Linked DNA regions of Homo sapiens: region 2 is linked to region 1. The links are chromatin contacts, found by Hi-C or POLR2A ChIA-PET in ENCODE. All regions are on one chromosome and are shown on one strand. Each heading gives the region's core, a stretch centred on a gene start or an enhancer-like site at or near the end of the contact. The rest is flanking DNA. Distances are from core to core; before and after follow the strand shown. Region 1 overlaps BMP5 (bone morphogenetic protein 5). Region 2 overlaps BMP5 (bone morphogenetic protein 5).

Region 1 (2,855 bases), core at 274-2,773:
AATGTAAATATATTCAAAATTCATGATAAACTTTCCACATGAATAACTCAATAATTCCTACATTTGTGCCAAGTTTTATTTCTCTGTGGGAAAAATATCAAGGCAACCATTCATGTACCAATTCTTTAGCTTCCCGAAATTTATCATGTTCAGTTTTTAGGAATTTGCTCCAATTTATTTTTTCTAAAGAGACCATAAAGTTAATGCATGAATGGAAAGAAAAACAGCATGCAGAAAAAATATTAAGGCTTTAGGATGTTGTCAGACTTATAAAACTAAGAATGAGTTCTTAAGAAGTAATGAGAATGATCTCAATTAACTTGATTCTCCTTTTTCTTTCGGGTTCACTTGAACTTTCCAGAGTTCATCATTTCCTGTTTAAACAATATTTAGAATGCTATTTTCTTATAATAGTTTTATTCGTGAATACATGTTTAATACATACTATGAATATCTTACATAACTACCCCTTGGGAGTAATTAGAGAGGACAATTTCTTGTGAAAATATTTATACTTTTGTCCTAAACTTCAGCTTAAAATTAAAGGGTGTGGGGAAGATAATTCCATTAGAATAATTGTTGGACCAAGAATAGAAACCTATTCAGATACAATATATTTCAATAACTTTTAAGATTTTTTAAAAATTTTTACTTTGGTGATATTTTTTCTTGTTGTTTTTTTTTTTTTTTTTTTTTTTTTTTTTTTTTTTTTTTGTGTGTGTGTGTGTGTGTGTATGTGTCAGGACTGGATTATAGCACCAGAAGGATACGCTGCATTTTATTGTGATGGAGAATGTTCTTTTCCACTTAACGCCCATATGAATGCCACCAACCACGCTATAGTTCAGACTCTGGTAAGCTTTGTTTTTGAAGGATTAAGAAAAGCTTAGAATGCAAGCATATTATAAAGTTGTTTTAGAGGAAAGCATCTATTTACAATTTTAATGCATTATTTTATCTTCTCAAACTCATTTGTTTCTTTTTAGAGCTGAAGTAACAACTGTGGGTATAGTCAGGAAACTCGGGCTGGTTTAGAGTAATCCCAGTTACACAATGGAGAAGGATTCAGCTAGGAAAACTGGAGTAATAACATGAAATGGTCATCTTGAACTGTTTGTTCATTACACAGTATGACTAAGCACACAGGTTCCCTGGGGCTGTTTCTAACCTAGCAATTCATTAGTAATCATTGCAAAAACATTGAGTAATAGCTGTACTAAATTTCATCTGAGGGTTTTTAATTATTTAAGAATGTTCTATAACATACTTTGGTATTATAAAAGTTCTTCAATGTAGTATACAAATAGGAAGCTAATTTCTATTTCTTATTGTTCTCCTCCTCCTCCTGTAATCTTTAAAGTAGAAATTATACTTCCTTTTCTTTATTCCTCAATCTCAGAAACTTAGCAGTGATTAAATCTCTAATAATCTAGGCTTATTTTTATGAACAATGTACTGAAGGGTTGACGTGATTAACTGATTGCCTTGTACCTAATGAGCTCATGAAACCTATTGAGAGTCTGATGTACCTCATAGCATCTGGCCTATCGATTTGGCAGAGGAACAATCTCCCTAAGACTAAATGAGAGGCTCCTAGAAAACATACCAGACTATGTGACATAATTTTAAATCAATGTTTGGGCTAATATAAAAATTTTAACTTTTGTATTTAAGAAGAATGGGAGAGAACACATTATTTTAGAATCAAGGCTTGATGGGAGTGGAATTATTTGGTGGACGCCAGTAAGAGAAAAGTAGATAGTAGACAATCTTGTCTTTGTGGGTGAGGTTTATTTATGGAAAAAGAAAGAATTACTCTTAGAATTTGTGAAGATTCGACTCTCCATAAGTTTGCTATTTTCCCCCACAATTAATTTAAAACTTAAAGCTGAATTAAGGAATAAACAATGATATCTGTGAACTGGCAAAAGCAAATACTTGAATGACTTGATATTTACTGGCATCTTTATTGACTTAATAAAATACGACAGAATATCTAGACACCAAAAAGTGCAATCTATAACAACTAGAGCATGAACGTTATCAAAGACTGGAAATAACCTTGGGCTAGAGAGCAACAGAAAGATAAAGCAAATATACATTTTGATAATAAATTATTTATAAGTATTCTTCTTTTTATTGATTCATGACCAGTGAGAATGCCTACTTTAGTGCCATATACAAGGTAAAGAGTAAATTTCTGGGGGGATTTAAAGTCTGATATGACTTCACCTTTGCTATCTGTAAGTATAAGCTCTTCTTTATATGGAATAGTGTTTCCAGGAGTATGGAGTGTAGGTAGGCTTTGCAAGGATGGATGTTTTGCATTCAAACTTCTACCACTAAAAGAATTTTTAAGAAGCTAACTTTTCTCTTTGTATATGAGAATTCATGTTGACATGAAAGCATATCAGATAAAGAAGAATGCTGTTGTTTCATCCTATGAAGAGAACTTCATGATCACTGTCTTTCTGTAAGGTCATAGAATAACTCCTATCAGTTGAAGTAATGCTATTTAATTTCTCAGAAAATTCTTTGCCTCTTTTTATCATCATTTTGATGACTATGAAAGCAGACTTTTGCTTCCTTAGATATGGATCTAATGTATCAAAAATTCCCTCAGGCTAAGCAATGCCTACTTATTGAAAAATACCCTTTGTCAAATACTCCCCCTTCTCTCATTTTTTCTTTTTTAAAATAAATAAATACATATTTTCAGCTCTTATGGCTGTAGTAAAGTATCAAAAAACAAATATAAAAAAAATCTGACACAAACTTTGAACAAGAGTCTGCTCTGTATCTCTACCCTGGGATGTAGGACATAAGTCATTGCAAAACTGGAGCATACACGTGAA
Region 2 (2,700 bases), core at 14-2,513, 36 kb before region 1:
AGATGTGAAAAAAGCAAGCGTTTCAATCCTTCCTTTGGTAAACACTATGACTGTAATTGTGAAAAGACAATAAAACATTCATAGTTTGTATTAGGATATTTAGATTATTTCCTTATCATATTACATTTATTTGAATTTCTCTAGATTAATAGAAAAAAATCTAGTTAAGAAACGAAGATGTAGTTTCTAAGATACACATTTTTTAACTTTGTTTTTGTTAAAATGGTTCACTTTTAAATTTGAGTATTTTTCATTAAAAAAGTATGATTTATTAAAAATGTGTTTTCACATTTTGTAAGCCACCCTTAAAGTGACTTCTATGATGTATACAGACAGAAAATGCAGTAAAATAGTATTTAACACAGTATGTTGATATTTAACCTAGTATAATAATATTAAACAATGAATAGCTCTATTGTTTTCTATATAAATAATATGCTCTTAAATAGATTCAATACAATATCAAAGGTCATAAAATGCATAATGGTGTTATTTCTACTCTATCTTGAGGGAGATACAGTGTTTTACAGTTAACCTATTTGAGCCTGAATGTTTTCAATACTAAGGAGCTGTTGTAAAGATTAAATGTCAGAAATAGGTAATTTTAGCTCAGAAACTGCCTGTAGTAAGAGAATAATAAATTATTCATTATAATTCAACAAATGTTTATACATTTATAAATATAATGCTAAAATTAAGATTCAGCAATACAACCATAAACGTTAATAACAGTAACACTGTGCAGATTATTCTAAAATATATAAGTAAGTTCATATTCACAGCCATTACTGTCCCAAGGGGACTTAAGCTTGCAGAAGATATTAACAAAAGTTCTCATAGATTGTGCCACTCAACTCATGGGATTTATCCTTAAACCAGTGGTATTACTCTGTAATACTCTCTTGGTGTTTGGTATCCATAAAATAATTATATAATAAAAATAGAAAAAATATTAGAAAACTCCTTCTAAAACAGATGATTGCATTACATCCTGCCTGTGTTCCATTCATTTGAGAATTCACATTCATCCAAACTGGAACAACTACTTTCATTTGACTCTATTCAGTTTAATCCTTTGTTTTGAGGACTACTTACAGATGGTGGTTACCGGGAACACTGATGACCAGGGATCAAATTAAGAGCACTAAGTCAGTTTATAAAGGCCAATGAAAAGCAGGAAAATGGAAATTACTTTCAGATAGAGATTACTAATTTGTACCAGGTTTGGTTGGGAGCCTAGTAACAAAGGTTTTGTATCTTATTACTCATCACTTGAGTCACTTGTTCCTCTTGTTCTTTAACTAACTGCTGTTATTTTACAAACTGCTTTTGTAATGTTTTCACTTAAGTCTAGGAAATAATGATGTTCATTTAAACCTTTAACTTTTTTTGTTGTTCCTTTTCTTTTTAGGGATGCAGATCTGTTCTTGTTAGACACAAGAAAGGCCCAAGCTTTAGATGTGGGTTGGCTTGTCTTTGATATCACTGTGACCAGCAATCATTGGGTGATTAATCCCCAGAATAATTTGGGCTTACAGCTCTGTGCAGAAACAGGGGATGGTAAGCACTGAATTTTATATATTTTTTTGTGAAGCTTGTTTGACACATTGAGAGTTATCGTTTTTTATGTGATATAACCAATATATGTTTTATATTTATGATGTCCAAGTCAACGCATTCTATAGGGTAGTGCAAAACTATATTAGTTAGTTAATCAATTCAGAACACATTTATCCAATACATTTATTGTCAGGCTCTGGGGTGGGAGGTAAAGAAGACGTAGGTACTGCTACTGTTCTCAAGGAATTTTTAGTCTAGTGTTGAAGACCTGTATATGTAAGTAAGTAGCACTACTCTAATACAACAATACCAAAATAATATAGTTGTGGTGGTTACACAACTATACGATTTGTAAAAATTTATGGAACTGTACATCAAATAAGAATAAATATTACTATATGCAAATTATGTCTTAAAGCTCGACTAAAACAATGATAAATATGTATCAAAAAAGACACTAGGGAAGTAAAGGAGCTACCAATAATACAAAGTGGGAGAGAGGAGATGGGGATGGAATGAGTCACAAAAAACTGCAGAAAAATAATACCAAGTTAGTTCTTTACATATTGCAATGTTTGATCAAAGACTACTGCTCCAGAAGTACTTGTGGAAGGGTCTGTGGGAAATCTTCACTTTTAAGAAGGTCCAGAAGTAATTCTTATGCTCACAAGTATTTACTGGGCACCTACTATATGCCCTAATACTGAAAAATAGTGACACATCAAAGACACCATGGGAAAGCAGAACATACACAGCTAAAGACACCTGGGATGGAGCCAAAAGAGCCACTTGGTGAGATTCTGGAGATATAAAAGTGAGCCAATGCAGATGGCTTTATGAGACTTGCATTTGAGTGATGCACGAGGTAGTAATAACACAATAGTATTAGTGAATGCATATCACAGCACACTGAGGTGTTCAATGGATCTGTGAACATAGGATGGTGACTAGATTTGAGCTATAATCTGAAACACGAAGATGTGATTAGGGGAAGAAGTTGGGGGGCAGGCAATTCAGACACATGGAACAGAATTTGCAGACTGTGGTGATGGTGATACTGGCATATTTGCTCAGAAGGCTCAGGAAGCCAAGGCCAATATATTCAGATCTTTGTTGCCCTTTGATCACTCAAAGTTCAAA

What was found. Hi-C counts contacts between places; a loop is a spot of excess contacts on that map. ChIA-PET counts read pairs that join two places held with the same protein, here RNA polymerase II (POLR2A).
Region 2: a map of PC-3 shows a loop between it and region 1 (6-fold over the local background). The contact joins two enhancer-like sites. A Hi-C loop is called at or near these places in 2 of 168 maps with a recorded cell type or tissue (PC-3 and mammary epithelial cell). POLR2A ChIA-PET finds 5 or more read pairs at or near these places in 1 of 52 experiments (Panc1).

The regions. Positions count from the first base shown.
Region 1 is chr6:55,757,004-55,759,858 of GRCh38, reverse strand. It overlaps BMP5 (bone morphogenetic protein 5), which reads left to right. Exons shown (of 7, transcript NM_021073.4): 6 at 744-854. Among named protein-coding and RNA genes, the nearest start is that of BMP5, 120 kb to the left of the region's middle. Within about 2 kb of position 1,523, at least 4 of the 41 ENCODE cell types and tissues checked have a DNase peak (open chromatin) inside an H3K27ac peak, as active enhancers do; they include PC-3 and mammary epithelial cell, where a contact is called at or near this core.
Region 2 is chr6:55,793,139-55,795,838 of GRCh38, reverse strand. It overlaps BMP5 (bone morphogenetic protein 5), which reads left to right. Exons shown (of 7, transcript NM_021073.4): 3 at 1,412-1,560. Among named protein-coding and RNA genes, the nearest start is that of BMP5, 81 kb to the left of the region's middle. Within about 2 kb of position 1,263, at least 2 of the 41 ENCODE cell types and tissues checked have a DNase peak (open chromatin) inside an H3K27ac peak, as active enhancers do; they include PC-3 and mammary epithelial cell, where a contact is called at or near this core.